Regions from separate parts of the Mus musculus genome. Here regions 1 and 3 are each linked to region 2. A link is a loop called in an ENCODE intact Hi-C map of the cell type or tissue named here. Cell type or tissue: left cerebral cortex. All regions are shown on one strand. Links, peaks and the distances in the headings refer to the core of each region. The heading gives the core; the rest is flanking DNA.

Region 1 (10,768 bases), core at 2,714-5,213, 310 kb after region 2:
CTACTGGTCACACACTGAATCATATCCCTGGCCTGGGAAATTGTTTTGTTTGTCAAGACAGAGTCTTATTATTATGTATTATTCTAAGCTGGCCTCGAACTCAGAATTGTCCTACTTTGGCCACCTGAGAGCTGAGACTACTGTGTGTGTGTGTGTGTGTGTGTGTGTGTGTGTGTGTTCCTGAACCACTCAAGCTCTAGGACATGAGGGGTAACAGACTTGAAGTGCAGATCTTCTTTCCTATCATGTATTAAATTTAATATTTCCTTGATTGGAAATCAGGCATCAAAATTAAATGTGTCCACCGTCACATTGTTTATGAATGATAGAAGATTTTGACTTAAACCTGATTAACTCCAAGGTCTTGGCTGAGTTCACAGGTTCTATTATGCCAGATTATGGACGATAAAGGGACATGAAAAGCTTCATCTTTATTTCTAGACAACTTCATAGCATTGGAACATGAATGAAATTTAAGACATGGCAATAAACTGTGAAGTAGTAGTGGCTGGCTGGAGTTGTTGAATTACAAAAAGTCAAACTCTTCAGTGTTGGGATTGCATAACCGTATGTCAGCACAGCTAGGCAAGTCCTAAAACATTTGCCTTCAGGGATGAATAAAACGGGTACACACTTATAAAACTCCACAGACAATGTCTTTTTCTTATGTACAAATCCCCAAGAACACAGTTCTAACGCACACCCACATCACTGAGTTTTCAGAAGACAAAATATGTTATCAATTCAATAATGCGTCTTAAAACCTCCCCTGATCTTTGAGAACACACCCTGAGCTGCAAAATCATTTATTCTTAGGGGAATGTAGCAAACTTACCTTCATGTTTAACCTCTGGTCCCCATTTTCAGACTTGAGTTTATGTTGGTGTCTTGCTCGTGTTCTGGATGCTGTGAGTTTGAAATGATGGAGGGAAAGATTAACAAAAGACACAAATAGTTGACTGTATCGGTTGCTGGAAGGAGTACCCGAGATCAGAGCCAGGCACTTCGGGGAGATGACCAGGGGTGGATGCCATCCTGTTCAGCAGAGAAATAAATCAATTGTTTGGAAGGAAGATGCATAAGTTTGTGGAGTGGGCATACAGAAGCAAAGGTGGAGGCTGTTACTGGACAGTCCTGTAAGGGGCACACACAGAACAGAAGCTTGAGACTTGTGATGGTAGCCAATTTACCTTAGCTGGTGAAGGCCCTGAAAATACCTTTCTAAAATCTAATGGGAGAGAGAGAGAGAAAAAGGAAGAATAATGACATCTCTTCTCACTAGAGAGGAAACAGAGGAATTTACTTGCCCTGCTCCTTGGAAGAGCGTGGGTGGAGCTCTGGGGAATCTTTGTCCCACTCCCATAATTAGTACTTTCCATGAGGGTGTCCAGAGAGACATTCCCTGAGGGACTGGAGCGGGGAATCCTAGAAAGACTATCCCTTCAGGGCACGGTGTCTCTGGCAGGGTGTGGAGCCCATAGGCAGCATATTCTCCAATTATGGTTCTTTCTACTTTCCCCATTCACTGACTGACTTACTAACCCTCAGCAAATCTCTGCCATGATGTCTGTAGAGCAGCCTTCATCTATTGGAGATACTTCAGATTTAGGCTCCTTTGAAAACGGAACAGCATTTTACTACATAGCCCAAGCTCCCGAGTGCTGGGATTACGGGCATGTTTCCTGACACCTATCTCATCATGAGACATGAGACTTTGGCTCATGCCATTGGCTTTTATCACCTGCCACCTGTCCTGTTTGCCCCTAAGTCCCTTCAGTTCCTTTTTATTCTTGCGTATTTTGTGTGTGATCCATTTTCTACTCATGCTATACATTTTGGTGAGTAACTATCCACAAAAATTAAAACTCTGCCCCTTTTCCTTCCATTTTCTTCTTCAGCGATCTGGAAATTTTCTGTAGTCCCTCACCTACCTCATGTCTTCATCTCTCTGGATATCTGGTTCAGGTTGTTTTCTGCAATTATAATTGCTTGTTTGGGGCTGGTGAAATGGCTCAAAAGTAGAGGTACTTGCCACCAAGCCTGACCATCTGAATTCCATACCCAGAAGTGACATGATAGGAGAGAACTGAGTCCTGCAAGTTGTTTATGGTTTTCCACACCTGTATTGTAGCATACACATGCTCATACCTTACTATAAGTGCACACACAAGAAAGACAGCAGACTTTAAAGGGCAAGGGCAAAAGCCATCTGCATATGTATATTCTGTATGTGATGTAGTTGTGTCTCAGGATGGCAACACCATGTTACGTGGCATACCAGGAGATTTATAAGGCCCATGAAACTTACAAGCATCAGAAAGCAACGTCTGGAGAAGAAGCAGCAAGGAATTGTGTGGAGGGCAAGAGACTCCTTGTTGATGCAGCTGCCTGCAAGTTGGACAGGAAACTCCAGTGAGGTAGCCTCAGTGTTTAAAAGAACAAAATAGAGACTGGATTTGGCAGCTTGGGAGTGATCCAGTCATCCTTCCCTGTAGCCCCCTTCTCTCTCTTTCCCACTCCTGCTTTAGCGGGGGGGGGGGGGGGGGCTCCTGCTTTATGAGCCCCAGGTAGCCTCGCGTTATAGTACTTCTCCCTATTTTCTGTGCCTTCTCGACTTATGGCACACAGCAACCCAAATCATATATGAGCTTGTAGCAAAAGCTTAGATCATCTACCCTCTCGGGAAACCTATAGTAAAGAACTCTCTTTGTCTGGGATTCAGAATCAACCCCCCAACCCCCATTGTGGTGGCCGATGTTCTCAAACTGTTTTTTCCAGAAATAAATCTCATCTCCTATGTATGCCGACCTGGTGTAGAATCTTTTGTTCATTTAAACCCAGATGTCCCTCAACAGAGGAATGGATAAGAAAATGTGGTACATTTATACAATGGAGTACTACTCAGCTACTAAAAACAATGAATTTATGAAATTCTTAGGCAAATAGATGGATCTGGAAGATATCATCCTGAGTGAGGTTACCCAATCACAAAAGAACACACATGATTTACACTCACTGATAAGTGGATATTAGTCCAGAAACTTAGAATACCCAAGATACAATTTGCAAAACACATGAAACTCAAGAAGAAGGAAGACCAAAGTGTGGATACTTCCTTCTTAGAATGGGGAACAAAATACCCATGGAAGGAGTTACAGAGACAAAGTTCAGAGCTGAGACGGAAGGAAGGACCATCCAGAGACTGCCCCACCCGGGGGTCCATCCCATAAACAACCACCAAACCCAGTCACTATTGCATATGTCAACAAGATTTTGCTGACAGGACCCTGATATAGCTGTCTCTTGTGAGGCTATGCTACTGCCTGGCAAATACAGAAGTGGATGCTCATAGTCAACTTTTGGATGGAACACAGGGCCCCCAATGAAGAAGATAAAGAAAGTATCCAAGGAGCTGAAGGGGTCTGCAGCCCTATAGGAGGAACAACAATATTCACAGTACCCCCAGAGCTTGTGTCTCTACTTGCATATGTAGCAGAGGATGGCCTAATAGGCCATCAATGGGAGGAAAGGCCCTTGATCCTGTGAAGGTTCTATGCCCCAGTACAGGGCCAGGAAGCAGGAGTGGGTGGGTTCAGGAAACTAGGAAAGGGGATAGCATTTGAAATGCAAATGAAGGAAATAACTAATAAAAAAACAAAACAAAACAACAACAACAAAAAATCTGAGTGATCAGAAAATTAAAACAAAACCAGAAGCATTTTTTGTCTTTTGTGGGATCTGGATAGACAAGATCTTCTTAGATGACTAATTTGGACCAAACACACTTTCTGTTTTGGAAATGTATTTAAAGTTACTGTTTACAAAAACTTTGACCTCAATTTTCACACCCCCTTTTTCAGAAGGAACAGGAACACAGCAGGCATCACCTCCAGTACGGTGGACGCATGCTGCCATCATGTGGCTAAACGATGCAACACTATCTTTTGTAGTTCATGCTGCCACCTTGTGGCTAAATGATGCAGTTCTGGAGGACGCTCAGATCCTGAAGCACAGCAATAGTCTCTTGAGCTCTTTGAAAGAAACAGTTTCAAGTAAAACATGATCTGTGATACAAAGGGAAGGATTTTCATGAGTCTTTGGGGGAGGCATTCATCGCTTGATCAGATAGCTAAGCTGATGACTTAGTGCTCATGCTTGATATGTAGACCTACTATGTCAAGAAGCTGCATTCTAATAGCACCCACGCTGGTGAGCTACACTTTCTGACTGTGGGCACATCCAGGTATTGATCTGAGACTGCTGTCTCAGAGGAGTTTCCAGATTAGAGGTTGGATGCTTAGGTGCAGCCCACGGGGGGAGGGAGGTGGAGAGAGAGAGAGAAAGAGAGAGAGAGGAAGAGAGAGAGAGAGAGAGAGAGAGAGAGAGAGAGAGAGAGAGAGAGAGAGAGAGAGGCAGGCTTGTTCTGGAACGAGGCATCAGCTGTAAGACAGGCCTTCTCTGTGTCTTAACTTTCGAATGTCTATAGTCTGCTGGAAGTCTACACGAACACGAAACAGAAACCTTTGTCCTTGCCTTCTTTCTTGTCTAGAATCAGAATTAATGAATTTAGAACTTTGTTACCTAACATGACTGGTGTTTACTGTGGAATCAAGTGGACCTACTTAAATGTGGCTCTGGACTGATGGTGTCAAGACCCTTTAGCAGTGATGGTGGAGAAGGGGTGTTCACCACACTCACTGAATTTGTTCTTTGTGAGATATTTAGCTTCAGGAAGCAGAAGATCCACAGGAGGATAAGCACAGAGAAGTAGATCTCTAACCTAGTACAGCACAAAATTTAAATTTAAATCAGACTTCTATTTGTTTATTATGGTGACAGGTTGGTATTTGTCCTGGATCATTGGAAATTTTGTAACAGTGGAGCTTATAACCGAAGGCTTCAGTCCATTATATTATTATTATTAATTATTATTAATTTTTTCAGAAACAGGGTTTTATACAGTCTAAGCTGCCTTGGTATCAAAGACAATCCTCCTGCCTCAGTATTCTGAATGCTGAGATTGTAAGTATGAGTCAGTGGACCTGGCTCCAAGTCTTCAGTCTTAACTTCAAAACATTATTTATTGTGTGTGCATTTTATTATTTATTATTTTACATCCAAATCGCTGCCCCTTTTGGTCCCCCCTCACAGAGTCCCTCCCTGAATCTTCCCTCCCATTCTCCTCTGAGAAGGTGCCCCCCCCTCCACTTCTTCTCACACTGGAGAATCAAGTCTCTGCAGGGATAGGCTCATCCTCTCCCACTGAGACCAGACTCGACAGCCCCTGTAGGGAAACAAACTCCACAGACAGGCAACAGCTTTAGGGATAGCGCCTGTGTCAGTTGTTAGGGGACCCACATGGAGGCTGAGCTGAACATCTGCTACATGTGTGCCGGAGGTCTCTGTCCAGCCTGTGTATGGCCTTGTGGCTCAGTCCATAAGAGTTCCCAGTAGTTGACTCTGTTGGTCTTCCTGTGGAGTTCCTATCCACTTCAGGGCCTTCAGTCCTTTCCCTAAGTCTTCCATAAGATTCCTTTACCTCCATCCAATGTCTGGCTATGGGTGTCTACATCTGTTTCAGTCAGCTGCGAGGTGGAGCTTCTCAGAGGACAGTTATGCTAGGCTCCTGTCTGCAAGCATAACAGAGTATCATTTATAGTGTCAGGAATTGGTGCTTGTCCATGGGATGGGTTTCAAGTTGAGCTGGTTATTGGTTGGCCGTTCCCTCAGTCTCTGCTCCATTTTTGTCCCTGCATTTCTTTTAGACAGTATAAATTTTGTGTTGAAACTTTTGTGGGTTGGTTGGTGTTCTTATCTCTTCACTGGGAGTCCTGCCTGGCTACAGGATATAGGCTTAGATTTCTCAAAATCAACTTTAATATGGGTTCTTAAGGCTTCAACCTCCCTTCTAGCACACCGTCCACAAGAGGTAAGGGAGGAAGATGGCTAGCTAATAGGACAAGGGAGACGTGAACCTGTTTAGAAGTAGTTCTTTGGGGGGTGATTACAATCTTTGTTGTCAGCAGACCAGTCCACTAGCAAAACACCAAACAAGAATCAGCAGCAGTGGACTAATCCAGAAGAAACCTTGACTCAGGGTTTGAGTTGAGTGAGACTCAGTCAATTGGTACCAGTTGGCTGAAGTGGCAAGATGCAGCTGAAACACCACCAGAAGTTCTTGGATGCATTTCTCTCTACAAAGTCATGAAAAGGGAAGATCAGCCAAGAAGGCAAGGCAAACCAGTGCCAGAGAGTCATAAGCAAAGACCAGCAACGTGAAGTCCAACAACGACCAGCAAGGTGAACCAGTGCCAGCGTGCCCTCCACTGTCTGTTGGATTATACTTACACTCTTGCCAGACATCACACACCTTTCCAAGTGCCTGCTCCAGCGAAACTTCACATGCCCTTTCAATAGACAGCGTCCAGGAAAACATTATGTGTCTGTTCTCAGCAAAACATCCTCTCATGTGTCTGCTTCAGCAAAATATCCTCTCATAAGACAGTTTCCAGAAAAACACCACATGACACAACCTAGTCTTTGACAATGTTACCACTTCAACAGGAGGCAGCCTCTTCAAGTTCAATAACCCCATTATTATACATCTCAGCTAAGGTCATCTGCATTGACTCCTGCAAGCCTCCCCCAGAGACCTCCCCCAGCCCCAGCAGCTGCAGGGTTGCATTCATGCTCTCCACACTTGATCCTGACCCCTCTAATAAATCTCTGTGTGCATTTTTGTGGACATACATGTACTCATGAACCATAGCACATGTGTTGAAGTCAGAGGACAGCCTGTGGGGGTTGGTTCTCTCCTTCCATCTTGTGGTTCCTGGGGATTCAAATCAGGTCCTTGTGCTTGGAGAAGCACCCTCATCTGCTGAGCCATCTCTCCAGTTGCCAGTCTCAACCCTTAACCCAGGGCTTTCCTCACTCAAAACCAACTCCATGTGATATGGCTATTGTACATCTGTGTGTATGTAACCAGACACACTGAGAGCAAGGAGCACATGGTAAATTACAAATGTTCACAAATACTTCATATGTAAGAGGAAAAACCTGGAAACATTCCATGTTTTCATCAGCAGATGGAGGCATAAATTGAGGTCTTCTATGATGGGATACTACTCAGAAATGAATATATTATGTACTATAACATGGATGGATCTGGGCTGGAGAGATGGCTTAGTGGTTAAGAGCACTGATTGCTCTTCTGAAAGTCTTGAGTGCAAATCCCAGCAACCACATGGTGGCTCACAACCACTTTAATGAGATTGGATATCCTCTTTTGGAGTGTCTGAAAACAGCTACAGTGTACTTACATATAATAAATAGATAAACCGTTAAACAAAACAAAACAAAAAACATGGATGGATCTGTAAGCAATCATGTTGTTTTAAAGTAGTCAGACAAAAAAGTCCATTCATATAAATCTCCCGAAAAGGCAAACTGATCTGTAGTGATAGGATGTAGGTGAAAAGTTGTTAGCAACTATGGGTTGCAGGGAGGGATGGAAGGAAGATACTGCAGTGGGGGGTGAGGAAAACTTTGGGGGATATGTATGTATGTTTAATGGTTGTGCCAATAGTTTCATGGTATCTACATAAGTCAACACTTATCAGATTATTTTTTTTAATGGCTCTGCTTTTACAGGAAAACAGAGTGCAGTTAGTTCTTCTTCTTCTTCTTCTTCTTCTTCTTCTTCTTCTTCTTCTTCTTCTTCTTCTTCTTCTTCTTCTTCTTCCTCCTCCTCCTCCTCCTCCTCCCCCTCCCCCTCCCCCTCCCCCCTCCCCCTCCCCCTCCCCCCCTCCCCCTCCCCCTCCCCCTCCCCCCTCCTCCTCCTCAGATTTATTTATTTCATTTATATGAGTACACCGTAGCTCTCTTCAGACACACCAGAAGAGGGCATCAGATCCCATTTCAGATAGTTGTGAGCCACCATGTGGTTGCTGGGAATTGAACTCAGGACCTCTGGAAGTGCAAGCAACCAGTGCTCTTAACCACTGAGCCATCTTTCCAGCCCTTTAAAAAATTACTATTATTTATTTTATTTTATGTATATGAGTACACTGAAGCTGTACAAATGATTATGAGCCTTCATGTAGTTGTTGGGAATTGAATTTAGGACCTCTGCTTGTTCTAGTCAACCCTACTTGCTCATGTCGGTCCTGCTTGCTCCAGCCCAAAGATTTATTTATTATTATAAATAAGTACACTGTTGCTGTCTTCTGACACACCAGAAGAGGGTGTCAGATCTCATTACTGGTGGCTGTGAGCCACCATGTGGTTGTTGGGATTTGAACTCAGGACCTTTGGAAGAGCAGTCAGTGCTCTTACCCACTGAGCCATCTCGCCAGTCCTCCAGACTATTTAAATATATACATTTAATTATAGGTTAATGATGCCTCCATAAATGATTTAAAAAGTATTGTTAGTAGGGTGTGGTGGCTTTGCCTTTAATCTCAGAACTCAGAAATTGCTAGTGCAAGACCAACCTTAGTTATACAGCAAGACCCTGTCTCAAAAAAGAAGACATTTCCGATAAGACCAGAAGAGTACTACTGTGCCTATCATGGAGATGAGGGGTAAGTTTTGCTGTGAGTTTCATAAAGCTCATGTCCAAGGGAAACCAATGGCAAAATGCCAAAGCACCAGTTAGCTAGAGAGGCCTCTGAAGGACGTGTAGATGGAGGGGACCAGGAGGTGGATATGTTGCATTTTCAATGTTCAGTTCTGCTGTCAGGCTTCACTCTGGCTATAAGAATTCCAATGATCAGAGGAGGAGCATGCTGCAAATCCTTCAGGTAGCTCCTCTGTGATGTCCTTCCTCTCTGTAGATGTTCTACTGCTATGAGATACCCAGGGTACTGAGGCTTTAATCACTGGTAAGATGGGGGAGGTCATGTCATCTTCCTGGGTGCTGGTAGAGTAACCACCCATGTGTAATTCTTTTCTTTAGTTTTGGGAATTGAGGCCAGGGCCTTGGGCTTACTAGGGGAGTACTTTACCACTGAGCCAACACCCCTATCCCACTGTAAAGGTTCGAGATTCATATTTCCCAGATTCACAGTGTTTAATGACACTTTCTTGGGTATTAGCATTTTCTCTCCAGACAAAGACGGCACAAAATCGCCATCCCGTGTTGACTCAGGTTTCACAGTGTCAAGCAGAGCAACAAGCGCACAGAAGATGGCGAATGGGTGTCAGGAATGATAAAAATCATGTGGATTTTATTTTACACTTTTCTTCTTTTAAAACTAAATTTCTTTGACAGTCTTATTCCTGTGTATAATACAGCCTGTTTACTCTCCCGCTCATCATGCCTTATGCATTTTAATTATTAGGAATCATTGGTGTCCTCTTGATCCCCGGGGAGACTCTTATTTCTTTGGACAGGGTTTTATTCTGTAGCCCTGACTGGCCTGGAACTTGCAGTAGTCCTCCTGCCTCAGCCTCCAAAGCATTGGGTTGTGGATTGCACCACCAGAACTTTTCATTATTAACTGTCTCCCGCGGGCTCTTGTATTTCAGGGCCATTATATTCCTCTTCAGTGTCCTGGATGCTCTTGGTTTGTTTCACTGATGCAGGGGGCGGCGGGGGGGGGGGGGCATTTTCCTGCAGTCTTGTGTGATATCTTTCTCTACCTTCCTCTGAGTTTTCTAAGTACCAACCTCATCGACATAAAAATACCCTTATTCCCCCAGCAAAGGCACACACTGTGAGATGGACACTGCTTTCTGTACAAATCTGTCTGACTTACTATTAAAAATATTTGTAGAGATACCCATGTAGCATGGGTTTTCACAAGCTCTCAGAGTAATTGACTTCTTTGTAATTTAAGTTCTATGGATAAAGATTTAAAGTGCAGACAATTTCATTTGTTTATGATCACACAGCTGATTAGTTGAAAAAAAAAATTAGGATTTGAATTCAAGCCAGGTGTGGTGGCATACATCTATAATCTCAACACTTGGGAGGCAGAGGTGGGGAATCAGGAGTTTAAGGCCAGGTTAGTTTACATAATGAGTTTGACACCTGCCAGAGCTCTAGCAGACTCCGTCAAAAACTAACCAACCAACCAACCAACCAACCAACCAACCAACCAACCAACAACCAACCAACCAACCAACCAACACAAAAACAAATAAACATGTAAATGAGCTAAATACCTAATAAAAAATGGAAAAAAAGGTTTATAAGCCCAATAAAAAAAACAAATAAACAAAACAAACCAACCAACCAACCAACTCCCCCAACCCACCCCAAAACAACAAAACAGTGAAAAACAAAACGAAAACAACAACAACAACAAAAAAGAACCACAAGAAAACCAACAAAAAACCCCAAATAAAATACTTGAATTTAAGTGCATCAATATTAATCCTTTCAAACTCTATGCTGTATTAGCGTTAATAAGATCTGACTTCCATGATTCTTTCTGATTGCCTTTCACTTTTTAAGAGATTTGTTTTTACTAGGGACAGATTACCCTCCTCCTCCTCCTCCTCCTCCTCCTCCTCCTCCTACTCCTCCTCCTCCTCCCCTTCCTCCCCTTCCTCCTCTTCCTCCTCTTCCTCCTCTTCCTCCTCCTCTTCCTCTTCCTCCTCCTCTTCCTCCTCCTCCTCCTCCTCTATGGATCTACTTATGTGTGCTAGCTATATATAACTGTATACTAATACTGAATTAGTATACAGTCTGGAAGTAACCCTATGTCTCAATGCCAGATAACGTTCAGGACTATTGCTCTGTATATAGGTGAAAATTTTA
Region 2 (10,768 bases), core at 5,396-7,895:
GGTGAGGCTGCAACCACAAGGTGTAGACAGCAGGATGATGGGATGGGTGAGGCCACTCCACGGGAGACACTGAATGACCAGAACCCATTTTAAGGATATGACATCATACAGAAATGTCAGAACCATTCACCTTTAGCATCCCCAGATGACGCAGGTTTCTCTAGCAGATTAGCAGGTGTACAATGTACACCTTTGACTCCTTGCTCTTCTGAGTCAAGAGAAATACCAGTGCTGAGGAGGAGGTCTAGCATGTGTGAGGAGGCCTTGCGTTCAAACCCTAGAACTATTTTTGGGTTTTTTTTTTTTTTACAATTATTTTTGAAAAGAGTAGAAGCAAAAAGAGAGAACTAAGGTTTGGAAAGAAAAAGATGAAGCCTAGCAAGAAGCTTTGGGCGGAGCCAAACGGTAGAACAAGAAAAGCTAAGTGTGGTAACATCTGTAATTCCAGCACCCAGCAGGCTAAGGCAGGAGGACTGCCATCAGTTACAGATGAACTGGGACTACAGAGTAGGGTTCTGTCTTGAGGAATGCAAACAAACAATGGGTCTGGAGAGATGACTCAGTAGTTAAGAGCACTGACTGCTCCTGGAGAGAACCTGGAACCCAGATGGCAGCCTGTAACTTCCTGTAACTCTAGTTCCAAGGGATCTGATGATCTTTTCTGGCTTTCTCATATACCAGGTATGCATGTGGTGCACATGTGGCAAAACACATGTGCACATATAATAAAAATAAATTAAATTGTACAAAGTGAAAAAAAAACCTGTCTATATTACAAATGCGCAGTTCTTCGAACTGTTTGACATGGTGAATCTGCTGACATATGCCTGTAATCTAGCTACTCTGGAGGCTATAGCACAGGGATACAAAGTAAGATTCTGTCTCAAAATAAAAAGTAAAAAAGAAGACTGTATATTTAGCTTACCTTGCATGTATGTACAAGACCCTAGGTTCAACCTTTACCCCTAGTACTGTGAGAGGAACAGGAGGAGGAGGAAGGGGGAAAGGAATGAAAAAAGAAAGAAGGGGGAAGATGAAAAGGAGGAAGAGGAAGGGGGTTGGCATACAGGCAGGATACAAAGAACAATGGGACAGGACAAGAGCTACATGGGACATTCAATAAAATGGTGGTGGGACAGTTTGCTATAATTTGGAAAAGGTAAAGTTAGATTTCTAGCTTATACTTTCACCAAAATATCTTGGCTATTTTAATGTCTCCAAAATACACACTAAAATGTATTCATCATGTTATCCTGTGTAACCTAAAAACCATAACCTGTGAATAATCTAGTTTTCTAACTTTTGATCTATTCATGGGGTTGGAAAGAGACATTCAGGAGCTCTGGATGCATTAATGGGAAAAATGAGGAAATGTCCAAAACATCGGAAAGATAGAGGAAAAGACAGAGGGCACTGGAAAGATGGCTCAGTGGGTAAGGGCACTTGCCACCAAGTCTCATTATCTGAGCCCAGTCTTCACAACCCACATGGTAAAAGGAGAAAACTCACTTCACAAAGTTATCCTCTGGCCTCCACATGCAAGCCACGGCACATCCTTACCAACACAGCATGTAGACACACAATAATTCAGTGTTGTTTTATCTTTTGAAGTACCGAGGATTGAACCCACAGCTTCATCTATGTCAAGCAGGTGTTCTACCTCTGAGCTACATCCCTAGTGTATGTCTTTCTGATTCTGTCCCTCTCTCTTGTGAATGAGTGCATGTGTGTGTGTGTGTGTGTGTGTGTGTGTGTGCGCGTGCGCGCACACACGAGTGTATGATAAAAAAGACTATTCAAACACACTGATATATTTTAGAAGGACAGATCAAAAGAAATCTAATGCTGATTATCTCTGAAGACTGTGAATAGGTAAAGACAAGGGAAAAGATTCATTATTATTTTCTTACATTTATTTACTTGGAAGGGGGCACCCATGGTGGAACTTAGGTGGAAGTTAGTGGCAGTTAATACGAACCATTTCTATCCTTCTACCATGTGAGTCCCAGAGATCAAACTCAGGGAAGAAAGCTTGGTTCCACACTCCTTTACCCTCAATGGTCTCATATCTCACAGGTAAGAGTTTTAGTTTTGATATTTTATCATTTGGTATCGACTGTATTTACTACCAAAGGCGTGAATCGTTTTTTTAGAAAAAAATAAATAAATAACACAAGAAACAACAGTAGTGTTCCGGAAAGGAAGGAAAGGGGGGAGAGGGGAATAGGGCATCGTGTACAAGTTTTCAGATTTCAAATCTTTACAAGATAACAGCACAGATAAAACTTGATGACATGTCTAGACTAGCTTCTAGGACCATCCACCAGGGAACCCAATATAATCTTAGTCAAGAAGTGGTTCTCATTTCTAGTACAACATCTCATTAACTTGTACATTATGTAATACAGCCTCTCATTATCCAGCACAGCATCTCATGAACTAATACATTATCTAGTACAGCAAGAGTAAACACAGTGGCCCATACTTCCTGGGTCTTCACCATCATAGTAGCAGGATCACCTACATCGATACACGGAGACCTGGAAACCCTGATAGTAGCAGAGAGGCACACAGAAAAGCAAAGACCAAGGCCCCAAGTTGGATGACCAGAAAAGTCAAAGGAGAGTGTCAGTTACCAAGCCTCTGTGAGGATCTGAACTTAGGAAGGGTCCAATGGGGTGACACAAGCTTACCTTGTAGTGGCTGATGGCATTTTCAATGGAGAGTTCAGTATGGGACTGGTGTTCAGGGGATTGGAGGCATTCCTCACACAAGAGATGTCCGCTAGCCTCACAGAACCTGCGCACCCTCTTCTGGTGGGTGTGGCAGATGTAATTGTCTCCAAGGACCCCCTCGGAACATGGCTTCCTGCAGACTGGGCAGCTGAGAATCCCAGAGACTGAAGCCTTATCCATGTGCTGGGTCAGGCACATGCGGCAGAAGAGATGTCTGCAGTCGGTGCTCACAGCCTCCTTCAGGGGATCCAGGCAGATAGGACAAATGTCCTGGTTGTCCTTGTCAAGAGAGCCCATGGTCCCACCTCACTAGTCTCCCCACTGGGTCTTTTGAAGGCCAGATTGTCCCATGTGAAAGGGCTCGGTAGAAGGTGATCTGGAGCAAGATAAAGTGGACTGGGGCCTGGACTTAAGGCCACTGTCCACTATCAGAGAGTCCAGAGTCTGGACTATAAGAGACACAATCCTGCAGGGATTTCAAAAAAAACTCAGTATTTGCTAAACTTGAAACTATTCCTTATACAATTCTTCCACAGACCTGGAGGAAGCAGGAGCTCCAAACCCCAATTCTGTTTTGAGAGTTTTCTGTGCAATCGTTTTACAGTTTAAAGCTAAATTTTAGGCCACCTTGTTACGGTCATGGCCAGAAGTAAACTATCAACGACAAGCTGACAGTCTCTACTGTGTGGCTGGCAGGGAGAATTCAGACAGAACTTTATGTGTCCCCTCTGGGGCTGGTTCCCTACAGGGCTCACTGCTGCTGTTTGATACCACTAACCTCTTAAGGTGGAACCTTGTCAGTGACCCTTTATTAACCATCAAGTTATCCAAGAGTGCAATGATGTCATGTTGAAAGAGAAAGAGAACAGGAGAGAGGGGGGAGGGAGGGGGAGGGAGGGAGGGAGGGAGGGAGAGAGAGAGGGAGAGAGAGAGAGAGAGAACATATGACGCTACTTTGTCCTTTCCTTTCAAACAACTTCCAAGGATGACCTAAAAAAGGAAGTGCCTCCTCCTCCTCTTCCTCCTCCTCTTCTTTACCCCACTTCTTGTTTGAGCACCCTCCCCAAAATTACTCTCTTAATACCCTACCTCAAATCTCTCCTTTTCAACTTCATTTTCTTGGTCTCCAGACCTAGGGAGAAGACCAGCAGATGAGCCGGTTCTTCTTGAATTATGCCAATTATATACACTCACATGCCTGTGAAACTAGGGAGAAGGTGAAGAGATTCCTCCTGCTTCAGCAGTGAATTATCAGGGAAATGAAAATACCCATGAGCTGCACTCACTGAACAGTGAGATGAACTTTGTGGCAGGGTGTGGCATATTTTCTTACGGGGAAGAGGAAAGTCTCAGTGCCTTTAATGCAAATCTCACAGAACTTGAATGCAAATATCACCAACTGAGAATGAGCCCCAAGAACCTCACACATGTGGAACCACAAATTCTAGATGTGTCACATGACCGTGACACCTGGGTGATGCGGAGGACGGTCCACATAATTGTCCTTAATAGTCCCAGCTTCAACAGTGGCGGTACCTGGAGGATACCACAAGGTATATGTTACTCTTTTGGTAGTTGTGACCAAATACCTGTCAAGAAGTAAACCAAGGGAGGAAGGGTTTATCTGGGCTTATGTTTGAGGCTACTGTTCATCATGGTAGAGAAAGTGTGGAGACAGGAGTGACTGAAAGACCATAGGGTGGTTGTTCACATCTGGGTGGATCATGAATCTAAAAGAGATACCTGCTGGTGCTCAGCTGGCTTTCTCCCACTTCCCCCTTTAGATCCCAGCTCATGGAACAATACCACCCATTTGAAGGCAGGTCTTCCCTCCTCACTTAAGTCTGTCTGGAAATACCCTTATTGACATACCCAAAGGTGTTCTTCCCTGATGCCCTAGGTAGTTTTACTGCTCCTCTTATAAAGACTGCTGCCCATGCTGCATTGGGGGAGGCAGAGTGATATCTTCCCATCATTTTATGCCCTGTAAACTTAGCCTAATTTGGGTACTTCAAGCCTTTCGTTCAGAATCTGCAGTCCTGTGTGAGAAATGTCTAAGTTGTCTGAATACAAACAAAATGGATCTATGTTAACCTAACTGTGACTACAACAAGAAGCATTTCTTTCTCTTTTGTGTGTGTGTGTGTGTGTGTGTGTGTGTGTGTGTGTGTGTGTAGTCACAGTTGAGACGGGGTCTCATGTAGCCCAGGATAGCCTTGAGCTCTCTATGTAAGTGAGGATGATTTTTGATTTCTGATCCTCCTGCCTCCGCCTCTCAAGTTTTGAAATTACAGGAGTGAGCCACTAGTGCTGGGGGTTGAACCCAGGGTTTCATGTATGCCAGACAAGTACCCCACTTCTGAGCAACATCCTAAGCCTTATCACTCAGATTTTTTTTGAATTTGTATTGACAATTCTAAACTAATCCTCGTGATATTTTATCAGTTTTCATGTGCAGTGGTGATTGACACTTGGGATCATTACTGGCCCACCTTGGATTCTCTCTGATGGCCGTTGGTTCCTCCTCATCTCTGATTATGTTGGAATTTTCATTCTGGTGGGAGACCAGATGCTCTAAGGAGAGTCAGGGTATCCCTTCCTTTGGCTACCAGACTAATGGACACTGTACTGGCTGGTTTTGTGTGTCAACTTGACACAAACTGGAGTTATCACAGAGAAAGGAGCCTCCCTTGAGAAAATGCCTCCATGAGATCCAGCCGTAAGGCATTTTCTCAGTTTGTGTTCAAGGGTGGGAGGGCCCATTGCAGGTGATGCCACCCCTGGGCTGATAGTCTTGGGATCAATAAGAAAGCAAGAAGGGGAAGCAAGCTAGTAAGTAACACCCCTCCATAGCCTCTGCATCAGCTCCTGCTTCCTGGCCTACTTGAGTTCCAGTCCTTTGGTGGTGAACAGCAATGTGGAAATATAAACTGAATAAACCCTTTCCTCCCCAACTTGCTTCTTGGTCATGATGTTTTGTGCAGGAGTAGCAACCCTGACTGAGACAGTCCCTAAAGAATTTCTAGGAGCCTCCCATGGGAGGAGGGAAAGGAGAAGCCTCGTTCCAGTCAGAAAAGGAGGTCCCCGCAGCTAGACTCACTTCCTATTAAATTAGCATATGCGTATTCCCTGACCTTGCTCCTTTCAGCTATAGAATTATAAGACTGCTTCAGAAGAGGAGGGGAGTAAGAGTATTTCTTTCTCTTTTGGCCAAACTAAACAAAGCCACTCTTCTTTAAGAATTTCTGTTTCCTGGTTCCTTTTCCGATACAGGGAAACTATGTGGCTAGAGGATTTAATTAACCTCGGGACTTAATCACATTCTTTCCTTGTACAGTGAGGTGAACACAATAAAGCCAGGCTCAGAATTCACTCTCCTTCTTGTAGTTAACACCCATTAGTTAACTACTAGTTAATGGAGCCTTGAATCCACCACCACCCCAGCCCTAGCCCCACTTGATTCCTGTTTTAATCTCCTTATCAACTTTTTATATGAGCTTCCTTATATGTCATCTCATGAGCTCAAGTTCAGTGTTCCTTCTAAATTGTTCTAGTCAGAATTACGCTAAACTGTGCCCAAAATAGAGCCATGGCTCCTTCAGTCAAATGTTTTAGCATTGTGCCTTCACGGACAGTAGGTGGTGCTGCCTCCCAAGTTAGGACTTGGTTTCAGAATCTCTCCTTTAAGGGAATGGAAGCTGGGGCCACTGCCCTGTTCTCTCTCTCTCTCTCTCTCTCTCTCTCTCTCTCTCTCTCTCTCTCTGCCTCTCTCTCTCTCTCTCTCTCTGCCTCTCTCTCTCTCTCTCTCTCTGTATATGAACTTTGTGCATAATGTCCATGGATATCAGAAGAGAGTCTCAGATCCTATGTAACTGGAGTTATAGGCAATTGTGAGCCATGTGGGTGCTGGGAACCAAACCTGATTCCTCTGCAAGAGCAACGAGTGCTCCTAGGTTGAGCTATTCACCAGGTTCCCAAGCTATTTTTTTTTTTTTTTTAGAAATTATGGCGGAGACTGGAGAGATGGCTCAATAAACAAAAATGCTTGTCACACAAGTTTGATGACCTAGATGGATATGTTTCCATCCCTAGAACACATTTAAAAAGCTGGATGTGGTGGTGCATACATGCAATTCCAGAACTCCCAAGGCAAGATGGGAGACAGAAGCTTTCAGGAGCTAGCCTGGAGCACTCTGCACAACAAAGAAAGACAAGACAGGCCCTGGCTCAACCAGATGGAAAGTGAAAACAGACTCTTGAAGTTTGTCCCTATCCCATATAGGATATGATGGGGTCAGTGTACACACACACACAGTACACACACATGTACATACACACAGCAGAGCAGAAAAAATTTGGCTGTGAGGTCTGTACTGTATCCAGTTGGTAGAGTCTCTGCCTGGCAAACATGAAGTTTGATCTCCAGCAGTAATAAAGCTGAGCATGATGGATGAATAATTTTAATCCCACCACTTAGGAGGTGGATATCAGAGAATCAAAAGTTCAAGGTCACCCTCAACTATATATTGAGCTGGAGGCCAACCTGAGGCTGTACCAAGGAGGAGAGTGTATCTGTGAGAAAACCTATCCGCTCTGCAATTGTGTCCTTTGATAAGCCCCATCCTCTGTCCAAAATGTAAACACCAGCTCCGGGGAACTGCCAGCCACCATGTTGAATACCGAGCTACACAATCCAGAGAGCACTTAGGAAAACCACAGAAAGATATGAGGAAAACCACAGAAAGATATGAGGCTCTAAATTTGAGCATACAGATCTCGGAAAAAATGAGGTAGCTCTTGGGACTCAGGAGACATGGAGGGCTCTTGGCAGGAGCCCCTGAATTCTACCTGATGGCCTGGAGGGACAACCTCAAACATTCAGTAGAGGTCTCGAGTAGGGCAAAGCATGAGAAACCGAACTCAAGTTGAGGTGGCTTGTGCCTGTGATCCCAGACCAAGAAGGAATTAAAGACAGGAGTTCAAGATCATTCTAAGTTGTACCGTGAGTGGGAGGCCAGCCAGCCTGAGCTACACAGGTTGATCTCCAAAAGCAACAACAGCAATAATATTAAACCCAAATCAATCAGCGGATAGTAGAACATGCCTGTGATCTCATCATCCGGGAGACAGTCAGGAAGCTGTGGTCCAAAGCTGTGGTGGTCACAGTCTTTTTAAAGTGCACGAGAATAGATTGTAAGTGTTATCACTATAACAAAAACAAACAAAAATCTAATTAGCACAAAGTATATTGAGGTAATTAGTCATTCACTAGATAAATAATCCTTATTTACAGTCTTAGGAGACATCCAAAAAACACAGCAGATGGAGCAGTGTGGACATCTGGGCTATAGATGCTGTGAAGAGATATGTCTATCTCTACCTCTTGAGTGGAATGGGTAGGATCATCTGACTTGTTAGACACACCTGTGTCAACAAAAGCATACGGCTATGCTATTATACACTTCCTTGAAATAGAGCAATATATGAGCTTTCAAACTCACTGGGTCCAGAGAAGAAGCGAAAGGAGTTGGCAAGTGCAGGGAGTAAGTTAGGGGGAGGAGTTAGACAGAAGCAGGAGCTCGGCAAGAGCTGAGTTATGTCGTGGCTGTGTGTGGCATCCACAGCCAAGGTGCTCACTTTTGCACTGCGTTTTCTAAGGCCCTAGATGGGCATTCACTGTGTGTTCACACAGTCATCTGATTTTTGTAAAATTTGTTATATATATATATATATATATATATGTGTGTGTGTGTGTGTGTGTGTGTGTGTGTGTGACATTTATTTTATGTATGTGAGTACACTGTAGCTGTCTACAGACACACCAGAAGACACCCAGTGCTCTTTTATTTTGTTTTCGAGACAAGGTTTCTCTGTGTAGCCCTGGATGTCCTGGAACACACTCTGTAGACCAGGAGGGCCTCAAACTCAGAAATCTGCCAGCCTCTGCCTCCCAAGTGCTGGGATTAAAGGTGTGTGCCAGCACTGCCCAGCTCAGCCAGTGCTCTTAATCGCTAAACCATCTCCAGTCCTGTGAAATGTATTCATAGTTACTTTTGCTGGTTCATCCCAACGCTTTTCCTTGTAATGATTGGCATCTGGGGTTCAGAGTACGAGCGATTAAAGAGGGCCTGTGTGGTTTGCATTTACTAAGGTATCTGGTGAGTGTGTATTGGGTTAGTGCCAACTGTGGCTCCATGGAAAAATGGCTTTTCCACAATGCCTGCTGATAACTCACCTGACACCAGGGACTAAAGGGTAAAGTCAGAAGACCTGTGATGAGAAACACCGTAAATCTGTGGATAAACCAGTCTCATCTGTGTCTAGTCTAAAAGGTTCTTTCTCAGGAGTGCAGTGTATGTATCATGGGATACAACTACTTCTTACATTCCTCAATAAATTCAGTGGAGGTTATTATGACATCAAAAATTGATAGAAAATTGATAAATGATAAATGATTGAAAAATGATAGATTATTATATTATAACAAAATATCTTGAACTGGAGACATGGCTCACCAGTTCAGAACACTTGCTGGTCTTCCAGACAACTAAAGTTCAGTTCCCAGTACCCATACCAGCTGGTTCACAACCGCAGATTAGGCCAGTTGAAGGCATCAGACTCATCTTTCTGAGCTCCACAGGCACATGTGGCATACATACACAGACGCCCACACATATGCATTCATGCACATACATACACAGACACAAGACACACACAAATAAACGTTTTTTTTTTCTAAAGAAAATAAAGTCTTTCAGTTCCTAACAAAATAGTAACCTATTGAATTAAAGCAGTGGTTCTCAACTTTTCCTAATACAGTTCTTTATACAGTTTACTTTAATACAGTTCTTCATATTATGGTGACCCTCCAGCCACAAAATTATTTTGTTGCTATAATTGTAATTTTATGGAGGAGCAGTGTCTCAGTTCCTAAGGCCATTGGGAATATGTGTTTTCTGATGGGCAAGACCCACAGGTTGAGAAACACTGAATTAAAGTTTGAATTCAAATGAAAAAAACACATTCTAGATTTTTTTTTTTAATGTATGACTCTCTTGCTGTCTTCAGACACACCAAAACAGGCATTAGACCCATTACGGTTGGTTGTGAGCCACCATGTGGTTGGGAATTGAACTCAGGACCTCTGGAAGAGCAGTCAGTGCTCTTAACCGCTGTGCCACCTCTCCCGCCCCTACAGTCTACATTACTAAGGGGTTGATTGACAGATGAGCTTCATGAGTACACAGGACCCTTTGAACTCTTGTTGACTTTGATAAAATATTTGCATCTCCAAAGAAAGTCTCACAATGCACCTTAGCATTGCAATAGGGATTTAACAATATACAAGTCATTGACCTTCAGTACTTGGCAGAAAAACTTAAGGTTTTCTGCAGAGGCAAAAGTCAAAACGCCCCAAATCCATGTAAAAAAAAATCTCTAAACAGGGGCTGGGGAGAAATAGCCCTCTGTAAGGGCAGTGTGGACTCAGCCTCCTAATCTTCTTGTCTCTACTTTCCCAGTGCTGGGATTTCATGCATGTCTGTCTTTGTGCCTTGGGTCTTACACATTCTAGGTGACCCTGAAACATGCTCAGTTCCCTGAACAACAGATATTGAAGATTTAGAAGTGAGACGTAAGTGAAATAATATATACAAAAAAGAAAGGAAAAAAAAAAAAAAAAAGAGGCACCCTCATCAGCGTATTCTGATTTGTCATTGTTTTTTAAGCACAATACACACAAAACAAAACTTGCCTGAAAATTAAATTCTGGGGGCTAGAGAGATGATTCAGAGCATTGACTGCTCTTCCAGAGAAACCAGGTTATATTCCCAGTGACCAAGGGGCAGCTCACAACTCTCTGTAACTCCAACTCCAGGAGACCCAGATGCCCTCTTCTGGCTTCCATGAGTATTGCATGTGGTTCACAGACACATCCAGGCAAAATACCTATACACATAAAAAAATTACTAATAGCAATACTGAAGATAAATTTTTTAAATCAAAGAAATGATTTAATTTAAAATAAATTAAAT
Region 3 (10,768 bases), core at 6,026-8,525, 300 kb after region 2:
GTTGCTTCCTTAGTTTTGAAGCTAGCATATTGCTTGGCTATCTTTTAAAGTTGTATCTGTGTATTTGTATGTGGGTGTGTGCAGGTGAATACAAGGGGCTAGAGAAGCCAGAAGAGGGATAGTGGATCCCTGAAACTGGAAATTCGGGTGGTTGCGAGCCACCTGATATGGTCCTCTGAATTCTTAATTGCTGAACCATCTTTCCATATATTTATTTTTAAATTTTAAAGGCAAGGTCTCACCTGTAACTTACTATGTAAACAAGATGGTCTTGAACTCACATTGGTCCACTTGCCTTTACCTCTGGCATGCTGAGATTAAAGGCATTCCACCATGACTAGCTACTTTTTTCATGTGTATTGTATATATATATATGTTTTTAAATAGTCTGTGTAATTAGAATTATTTGCAAGAATAGGGGTGGAGAGGTAGCTCACTGGTAGATTATATAAAAAGCATATTTAAGTGGCGAAAAATAGCACAAAGGCTAAAAAATCACAACAGAATTCCTGAAGAGAATCCAACCCAATTCTCTCTCTCTCTCTCTCTCTCTCTCTCTCTCTCTCTCTCTCTCTCTCTCTCTCTTTCTCTCTCTCTCTCTCTTCATGTTTTTCCATGGAGGGTATCAGACCTAAAGACTGCATGTTAAGCTAGATCTCTATCACTGAGCTGCATACAACCTCTGTGTATCTTTTAGCTTGTACCCACATGTCTAAGAGGCAAAGAGAGACAACAACATGTGCCAAGGCAGTGAATAATTTTACTTTATTATGTTTTGTGTATTTACATAATAGCTATGTGGTCCAAAATGTTATATTAGTCAATTAGCCTGTGATAACTTCACTTTGGAATATTTGTTTTAAAGCATAATTTTACCTATAATAGAATTAAGTGCATCTTGTATCTCTTAAGGAATAAACTACTTTAAAAAAATTAAATTTGGCTAATAGCAGTAGCTTATCTCTGAATGGAAGACAAAAAATGTCAGTGTGACTGTGAGGGTCACATTTCCTCTTAAATACTTTCAAGTAACTCATAGCATTTAGATTCAGCTTTATTTCTGTTAGGTGAACATATCCTGAATTTCAGAATATTTCCTCCTTTTCTCTGTTCCTGGGATAGTTTGCTTGGTTTTGAGATCTATAAATACTTCTTCATGCAAGTCTTCTTGGTGCTGTAATTTCAATCTATGAAATCAAATGAAGAGAAGGAAATGGTGGAAAGGAAGAGGGACGGGAGGAAGAGAAGGGGTCAGAGTTCAGCTCTATTGTTTAAATTACTTGAAAACACCCCATTTCTGAGAATCTAGGTCTTCTCTGGTGGGGAAACCCTTGAGGTAGCTTTTCCCAGGAACATACCAGAATTGCCCTCCGACTTGTCACTCCATACTGGAAACCCCCATCTGCCATGAGTGTTTCTTCTTCTCTTTCCTTCCTTTGGAGGCAACAACAATATGATTAGAAGCCAAGGACTCGAGTAGCAAAGATGTACACTGGGATCTTGGTGACTAGTACTTGTACTAGTACTTGGTGGCTAGTACTCCCATGACTGTTCTGGGTTGTCTGGTTTATCCCTAAAAATACCAGTACTTCACCAGGATATGAAAAAGCAAGTGATATCATGTTTAAACAATCTTACGCCATTTCAGAAATATAAATTCTCACTGAACGTTACTTTTTTGTTATTCATTCATTTGTTTATTTATTCTTTCAGTGCCAGATTACAAGCTGGGCAGCCACTGGAGATACAAGTGAACTAGAACACAATCATGGTCTTCAAGTGCTTACTGGGGTAATATATAAGGAGATGATTCCATTGCTAGAGACATGGTCTTCAAAAGACATTGGGGGAAGTATGGGAGGATAAACCAGAACTAGAGAGGAGTAGGGGCTCCTGAAGCAATGTTGCCTTTGTTGTGTTCTTACTCATGCTCATGGTGTTTAGGGTAGTGTTGGAGGGAGAGGCATGCTCACTGGCTGAGGAGGCAGAGCTCCATGTGCTCAGGAAAATGGAGGGATTGTAGTGATGAAGCTAGACCTGCTGACTTGCGGTGACACAGCTCTGTAGTCTCGGCTGACAAAATCATTCCTAACAAAAGTCCTATCTAGGAATTGGAACCTGGTAACGTGCTCTCCTGGTAGCTCTGGTCAAGGGTCCTTGCTACCTGTGACTCCAAATGCTGGCACAGTCATGGACAAGGAAGGACAAAGGATGAAAATAGCGTGTAGCTTTAAGCAACACTTTAACATCTGCTCTCCCTCTGGCAGGAACAAAAATACTCAAAGAGATATTTATCCCTCCTTTTAGCGACCAGACTATTGAAACCCAAATTTGAATTTCCCCAGGAATCTCATTCTGGGAAAAGGGAAAGACTGGATCCTGATGCCCCACCCCCACCCCCGATTGTGGAGAGGAGAGCTTGTCTTCTGGAAAGAGATTGCACACAGTTCTGACAACCTGCCAGGCTACCATGTAGGATGGACTATAACCAGACTACCATGTAGGGTGGACTATAACCTAGGTAATGATAATGGAAAGTACCACATGTTGGCTAAGACTTCTTGTCATGAGTTTGCCTAGCTTGTTATAGGCAGGGACCTGAAGATGAACTTGAGGAACCTCCCTAGAAACTCTCTTTCTTTTTTTTTCTCTCTCTCAAAGATTTATTGTATGTATGTATGCATGTATGTATGTATGCATGTATGTATGTATGTGTCTTCAGACACACCAGAAGAGGACATCAGATCCCATTATAGATGGCTGTGAGTCACCATGTGGTTGCTGAGAATTGGACTCAGTCAATCAATTCTCAGTCAGTGCTCTTAACCTCTGAGCCATTTCTCCAGCCCCCAGTTTCTCTTTCTTGTGATGACCCCTTTGAATACATCTCCTTTCTCTGCTTGTCACCGTTACTTGTTTATTGGCATGTGGAGGACAGGAGTGGCCAAGCCTAGGTTGTTAGGGCTGCACAGCCCAGGCTCTGGCCCAAACAATTCTGAACAAATGTATAAGAAAATAGTGACTGCAGATAGGAATTAGAATGTGAAGGGAGCTTGTTGCAGACCAGGTTTGGCAGCTTATCTGGTCTCTTCTGCCAGGTTCTCCCTGATGCCTCACTGCAAGGTGGTTTTCTATTCACCTTCAATCTGAGATGATGTTTTCTGCTGGAGACTGATGATGCTTCAGAATTCCAAGTTCCTATTGGACAATGGTGGCAACTAAAGGTCAGAAGCTGGAATGTTAATCCTTGAGAACAGGGAGCTGGAGAAAGCTGACAGAACAGCGAAGCCAGTGGCATCCAGAATATTCTACAAGGGACTTTTCCCTTCGTGCTATGAGTTTAAAAAAGTATATTACTCTACCATATACACTAATAATTTTAGTTTAGCTAATGACTGTCTAATAAGAGCTTCAAATGCAATTTTCATTAGGATATTGAAATATTCAAGCAACCTTTTTTTTTTTTTTTTTTTTTTTTTTTTTTCAAATTGCAAGAGGATTTTTATTCAAGAGCGCTCTCGGGCCCATGGTCATACACCACGCAGGGGTAGAGGACCGTGGCGCCCCGAGTAGCTGGGTAAGGGGGTATTTAAAGAAACCGAAACTTAAGGAAGTGGGGAGGGCGTTGTTGGAAGATACCAAAGATACCAGTTAAGAGTCACAAGGAAGTGTAAAGTTACAAGAGTCACAAGGAATACCTGGTAATTGTTAACTCTCAAGACAGCTTCTAAGAGCCTCTAACAATAGCACATTTGCATTGCAGGTTCTGGTAATGGCCAGGGTGACTTTCTTTGAATGAGCACTCTTTGAACCCAGGAAGCGGGTGGGTAGAGGAATGTTGCTCTCTTTTTTGATTAGCATACCTTTACAAAGGCCACATTCCCAAGCCTGGGCCTAAAGGCCTAGAATTCTGTTTTTACGTTGTTATACTTTCATTCCCCCCTTCTACTTGTTAGTAGTTCTAATCTTAGAACTAGACACTATTTTTTTCCTGACATACTTGATCCTTTACTTTAGGGCATGGTACTGTTGTCTTAAAACTAAAAGCCACATTGCACTCATTTCTGTTTTAATAAAGGTGACTTGCCTATTTAACACACATGGACCTATAATTAAAAGCAGAAGCAAAATCAAAAGAGGTCCCATAAAGGTAGAAAGTAGGGTCGTCAAGAGTACAAGATAAGGGCCTTTCCACCGGAGTCTTAAGGTTTTCTGTGTGGAGACGTCTAATGTAGCAGGTCTTCTTCTCTTGAGTAGGCCTTCTGGAGCTGCTTTTTCGCTCCTGTCTCACTCACTGGAGCACCTTGAGCCTAGAGAACAAAGGCTGGGAAAGCAGCATGTCAGCACCATGTACAAAGGCTATTTTTACCAGTGGAGGGGGCCCCCTGTAGAGTAATTTATAGGGGGGTCAGTCTAAACTGTCCAGGGGTGTTTTTATCCCTGAAGAGCATAAAGGGTAGGAGAGCTATCTAATCATAGCGCCAGTCTCCGCTGTCAATTTGGTAAGGATCCCTTAATGGTTTTATTAATTTTTTTACCTGTCCTGAGCTTTGGGGCCTGCATGCACAATGTAACTTTTAACCAATCTCTAATATCTTGGCCAGTCTCTGATTTACCTGGGCAACAAAGGCAGGTCCATTACCTTGGGAAGATTTCTTTTAGAAATTCTACCTCATTATAGCACAGGCCTTGAATCAAGCAACCTTTTTGATTGTCTTATTCAGCACAGGTACTCTGTAAGCCAAATTCTTCAGAATGGAACCCCCTAAAATAAAATGACACAGTTTAAGGTGTTATTAAAGGGGGGAGTGAACATTGGGGTCCCATTCCTAAGAAGTTTCTGCAATTGATACTGCCCAGTGAAGAGAAATATCAGCTTTCTCCAATGGAGTCTCATTAGGTAAATTAATCATACTTTAGGGCAGGCTACATAACCAGAAGTAGCTGGCCCACTACTGACTGATGGTATATTTTGTAGACTTTTTGCTTTGTTTGGAGGTTTTTGTTTTCTTTGTTTTGTCTCATGGTCTTTATGGTCTTTTGCTTATTTGTTTTTACATTTTTGAATGTGTGTGTGTGTGTGTGTGTGTTTGAGAGACAGAGAAAGAACGTAAAGTTGGGCGGGTAGGGAGGTGAGAAGGAAGATTTGGGAGGAATTGGGGGAGGGGAAAACATGATCAAAAAAAGAAAAAAAGGTTTTTCAGTGGATGAGTACATAGCCACTTCAAGTACAGAAAACAAGAGGAATAATTTGGAAAATTTACAGAGTTCTTTGGGGGGGGGGGAGAACCCCTGAAGCTGTTTAATAAACAATTTTGAAAATTAGTTTCATGGAGTGTCCTACCTCAGAAGCCAATGTCAAACTTGGAATATTAGGAGTATCAGGTTTCTTGAGGAGACAGCTCAGTCACAATCTTGGTCTCATTCAACCAACTTTCAACAGTGAGGGAATAGCACCATCACATGTCTCTGGCCTCAGGGAGAGGAGGCATCTGAGAGCCAAGGGGGTGGGGGTGGGAATCCAGGAACTGTGGTGCACATATGGAGAAAGGTAGGAGTCAGAATTTAACTGTTGATTTTGGATTGTTCTCAAGTAGTATGTTTGGTTTGCAGATTCTGAGTCAGGTTGGGAAATGTATTAGAGGTTCAAGAACCAAGAATCCAAAGTAAGTGTGTGTGTGTTTGTATGTGTGTGTGTTTAAAGACTTTATAAGCAAGGTTCTATATGCTGGGGAGACACCAGGAATGGCCTTCTATGTTAACCTATATTAAAAGAGGGGAACATATTTTTACAACATAATGTATGTAGCAAGCGGTACCCTACCCCAGGACACCAAGTCACAGCTGCAGTCCAGGCTCATTTAGGCAGTGAGGGAGGGTAAGCAAGCATCACAAATTATCAAGCTAGCTAGTGGAAGATTAGTAGTAGCTGGGCAGAACTAAGGCAGGATTGGGAGAAGGTAGGGGGATTTTCAGCCTGGGCAAAATTCCTATCTTAGAATGACTATTCTATGCACAGAACTAGGAATACAGATAGATTGGCTAAGGGGAGAAATCTGTGTACAAACAGTGTCCATTATGAACTCTACCCCAGCAAAAGTGAAAGGAATTATTGAGAACAAAGGTTGCTGCTAAACTGGACAACACATTGAACTTGGGGATTTCCAACCCAGCTACTCACATATAAGCAGACACAAGGACTCTTTTCTTATTCAGCCTCTGACTACAGACATGGCTTCTGTCCGCACCTGTGTAAGTTGGGGTTTGGTAAACGAATGGGAAGGAAAAGTATTTCCATGTATTGGGGGTACAGTTCCACAACTTGGGAGGGGACAGTGGTCTAGAAGGTGAGGCAGTTGGGTGAGAAACATTTAGGAGAAAAGGCAGACATTGATAACTGCACAATAGGAAGAGGGTACTCTGAAGAGAGGTTGGTCATTTGACTTATTAAACTTTTAAAATATTTTATTTATTATATGTGTGCATGTATATGGTGGGTCAGAGCCAGAAGATAACCTTCAGGAGTCAGTTCTCTCTCTTCACCACATAGGTTCTAGGGATCAAGCTTAAAGGTGAGGCTTGGCAGCAAGAGATTTTATTGACTGACTGATTGATTGATTGATTTACTTATTTGTTATTTATTTAAACAGCTGAGCCATTTTTGCCATCCCCACTTAGGAGAAATGGTAGGACACTTTGCTTCATGAGGCTGGCAAGATGTGAAATTAGGAAAATAACTTACAGAGTTCTCAGCCTTAAGCGTCTCTCTCTTTTCAAAGGAAAACTTCATAAAACTTGTTTTTCTTGTTATTGGTGACATAACTAACACATTACCTTAAACAGGTTATGCTCCAATGTAAAGAATGTGCAATTAGGGCAATGTCCAATACAAGACAAAACTGAAGAAGAATATGGAATATCTAGGTTGGGAAGGTTCCTTGAATGGAGTATGAGGAAGTTTTCATAAAGTTTACAGGCCTGATTCTTCCCTAACTTAATTCTTCAGTAAATGAAGTTAAACTCAGATATAGTTTTTGTCTTCTGTGAATGGGATCCTGGTCTAATTTAAAAAGGATATTATGTTCTATATCAATGGATATAAAATACAAGAGATACACATTAACACCATTAAGCACAGCATCACCACAACATGGACATTACCAGAAATGGACGGGAACATTAATAAGAACGCAGCAGTGTAGAGACTATGTCTTAACTAGGGTTCTTTCTGAATTAGTCACAGAGGGTGAGTCATGGCTGAGAGCATTCTGTGAGGCTGCCAAATCTTGGAAATCCTCTTTGGGTTTGCTTAGGGATCTGTATACAACGTTTGAAGCCCTATAGTTTCACGAAGCCGATGTTCTGATTTGGGTTATGATGTAGGAATCAAAAGTTGCAAGAGAGGGAGAGATGCAGACTGTTGAGAAGGAGCCAGAGGGCCAACCAGGAGAACAGTGAAGCTGAGGAGTAGGGGGTAGAGGGTGGCAGGCGTTCTTAGATGACGCTCTTGGCTTTCTTTGCCTAGGTTGTCCGTTCAGACCAATGGCGGTTAATGACCTTTGAGACCACTGAGAATGACAAAGTGAAGAAGATAAATGAACATATTAGGTCCCAAACCAAGGTCTCTGTACAGGACCAGATCCTTCTGCTAGACTCCAAAATCCTCAAGCCCCATCGAAAATTGTCATCCTATGGGATTGACAAGGAAACCACTATCCACCTTACCCTGAAGGTGGTGAAGCCCAGTGATGAAGAGCTGCCCTTGTTTCTGGTGGAGTCCAAAAACGAGGGGCAAAGGCACCTCCTCCGAGTTCGAAGATCCAGCTCAGTGGCCCAGGTGAAAGAGATGATCGAGAGTGTGACCTCTGTGATCCCTAAGAAGCAGGTTGTGAATTGCAACGGAAAGAAGCTGGAAGATGGAAAGATCATGGCTGACTACAACATCAAGAGTGGCAGTTTGCTCTTTCTGACAACACACTGCACTGGGGGATGACCACGGGGATGCGGTGATGAGAAGCTCAAAGCCGATTTCCTCTGAGCTATTACCAATCACATCTCTTGATGATATAAAAAATTAACGAGAATGAAATAAATATTTGAGGGAAGTGGAGTAGATTAAAAGTATTTGTCAAGTCTGTGAATCTTGTTTCTAACATAGTTCATTCGCAGGGTTGTTGATGAGGGCAAAAGCTGAACCTTTAGTCAGGTGTGGTGGTGCAAACTTAATTCCAGGACTTGGGATGCAGGGGAAGGTGGATCAATGAATGATTGTTGAACCAAATTGAATTTTAATTATAGAGTATAGAGAAAGAATGTGTTATGGAATATGATTGTTTACCATAACTGGATCATAGTCTAATAAATTATTTAAATTCAGTCATCATCTTCTTAAAGATATTTGGTATGAAATAAAACCTAACACCCTCTCCACGTGTCGGGTGGGCAAGGAAGGGGAAGAGCCTTATCCTATCCGGCAGATGGGAGTCCCAGTTTAACCAGGGCCAGCACAATTGCCTATTATTTGCAGACATTCTTTGACGTTCTGTAGTGGGCATGGTGACCTGGCTAGGTTTGCATTAGCTGGACTGGCTCCCCAAGAATGGAAACCATGTCTTGTTTCTGGAAGAGATCTCTGTAAGGTGGGGCCCATAACTTCTTTGTTAACCCGAGAGAGACTCCACCTGATGGGCGAGGTCATGGAATTTTTTAAGGTCTTTTGTAAGCCTGGAGAAAAAAATAAAGGTCAGCACCAGGGTGCTCATCATCTTATCTCCAGGTGGATTCTTCAGGGCTGGTACAAAGTCTCCTCAGAGTGCATCTGACCCCCTCCTGCATCCTGCTTCCCTCCTTACTGAGAGTCCCAAGAGCCATTTACCACATCACCATTTAAGAGTGTTTATATATTTCAGGAGTCCCCTCTCCGCACCCCGCAAGAATTCAAACCCTACCCGGTGAGAGAAAAGAATCTCGCTACTAACCCAGAACTCACGGAGCACAAAACTTGCAGATCCTTATGCACAGACAAAAATTATGAGCATCCTATTTCCAGGACTCTGAGCCCTTCTCAGTTTTTTCACTGTCCCACCTATGGCCTCCCCAGACTCCGCAAGAGCCTCAGTGCCGCCCCCTTCACTTCCTTGTTCCTCAGTGTGTAGATGAGAGGATTGAGAGCGGGAGTGACCACCGTGTAGAAGAGCGAGACGAATTTGCCACGGCCCTGGTTGTAACTATGCGTGGGTTGCAGGTAGGTGTAGGTGGCAGAGCCATAAAATAGGCAGACCGCGGTCAAGTGAGAGCCACATGTGCTCGCCGCTTTCCGCCAGCCAGAGCTGGAGTGCATGCCCCAGACCGCGCGGCCCACGGCGATGTAGGAGGCCAGGATGACCGCCGAAGGCACCAACAGGATGACCACACGCGCGGCGAACATCTGGCGCTCGGTGGCGCTGCGGCCGCCGCGGCAGGCCAGCTGCAGCAGCGCCGGCAACTCGCAGATGAAATGGTCCAGACAGCGGGGTGCGCACAGGGGACGCGCGGCCAGCAGGGCGGTCTGCGCCGCGGAGTTGGCCAGGCCACCGAGCCAGGAGACTCCGGCCAGCGTGCGGCACAGTAGCGGCGAGGCCAGTGAGGTGTAGCGCAGAGGGTTGCATACCGCAGCCGCGCGGTCCAGCGCCATGACGGCCAGCAGCACGCACTCGGCGGAGCCCAGCGCCAGCGATGAGCACAGCTGAGCCATGCACCCAGCGCGCGGTAGCTGCAGCATTGAGCCGCGCAGGCTGGCCAGCAGCGGTGGCACCACACTAGTGGTGAAACCCACATCCACCAGAGCCAAGTGGCAAAGGAAGTAGTACATGGGTGTGTGCAGGCGAGGGTCGCGAATGGCCAGCAGCACCAACGCCGCGTTGCCGGTGAGCGTTAGTAGGTAGCAGAGAAGGACCAGTGCGAAGAGGACAGGCTGCAGAGAGGGCCAGTCGCTGAAACCCAGCAGTAGGAAGCGCTCCGCTGAGCTGTGGTTAGCCTGAGGGGGAAAACTCCAAGAAGGTTCGGAAGGCGAGACAAAAATATTTAATGCTAGACAGTGTTGCGGGCCTTGCGCTGGGAGGCAAAGGCCAGAAATTTCTGTGAGTTCGAGGCCAGCCAGAGCTACATAGTAAAACCCTGTCTTACCGCTAACCACAACAAACAAGAACCTCCAATATGGGATAAACTCGGCACATGCCCAAGTTTTGGTTTTGTTACATAGCCACATCCCAGTATTCCTTTACAAGTCCTTCAAGGGGGATAGAAACTGTGCTTAACAGGTGAGCCAATTAGACACAACTTACAAGATCAAATTGTCCTAAGTCTATCGCTAGCTAACCAGGTCTGTGTTCCTGGTTCTGGTTGCCCTTCCAGGGATTAAGGAAGAAATTCAGCATTCCTCCTAAGGGCAGCTATAAAGATACTTTGTATAAGAAGGGCATACTCCACTCTGAGCACCCCGCCCCCAGTTTTCCTTAAAAGTGGGCGTTGTCTAAGAGTTAAGCCTGAGTGAGACTAGATGGAGCAGTATCATCCACTTTTCTGTTTATGCAACAGTTAAAGCCAAGTGCGCTCTGATAGGAGGAGCCAAGAAATATCTAGCTATAGTTTCCACTGGACTACACCAAATATGGTAACTGTAGCCAATCAAATATTTTTGTCCTTAGTCTCCTTTCCTTCCTCTCTGCCTCCGTTGTCTCTGCCTGTCTTGAGGTTTCTTTCCTTCTCTCCCTGCCTGCTTCTCTCTCTC

The links. Peaks named below come from ENCODE experiments on the same cell type or tissue, not always from the same donor. Only the 100,000 strongest peaks of a DNase experiment are listed, where the experiment ranks them.
Region 1: it touches region 2 in a loop (9-fold over the local background); 28 of 42 quality-filtered maps call a loop at or near these places.
Region 3: a loop joins it to region 2, with 5 times the contacts of the local background. A loop is called at or near these places in 28 of 42 quality-filtered maps.

The regions. Positions count from the first base shown.
Region 1 is chr17:37,199,860-37,210,627 of GRCm38, forward strand. No RefSeq gene overlaps it. Among named protein-coding and RNA genes, the nearest start is that of Olfr95, 6.6 kb to the right of the region's middle. In left cerebral cortex, for the core only: a CTCF peak has its summit at 3,950 (motif pointing left); a DNase peak (open chromatin) is centred at 3,950.
Region 2 is chr17:36,886,153-36,896,920 of GRCm38, forward strand. It overlaps Trim40 (tripartite motif-containing 40), which reads right to left and starts at 3,973. Exons shown (of 6, transcript NM_001033235.3): 1 at 3,825-3,973; 2 at 2,694-3,541. The coding sequence starts at 3,032. In left cerebral cortex, for the core only: a CTCF peak has its summit at 6,365 (motif pointing right); a DNase peak (open chromatin) is centred at 6,362.
Region 3 is chr17:37,187,721-37,198,488 of GRCm38, forward strand. It overlaps Ubd (ubiquitin D), which reads left to right and starts at 6,172. Exons shown (of 2, transcript NM_023137.3): 1 at 6,172-6,252; 2 at 7,526-8,381. The coding sequence starts at 6,232. The coding sequence ends at 7,993. It overlaps Olfr94 (olfactory receptor 94), which reads right to left and starts at 10,246. Exons shown (of 1, transcript NM_001011518.1): 1 at 9,086-10,246. The coding sequence starts at 10,246. The coding sequence ends at 9,086. In left cerebral cortex, for the core only: no CTCF peak of the experiment used is centred there; a DNase peak (open chromatin) is centred at 7,285.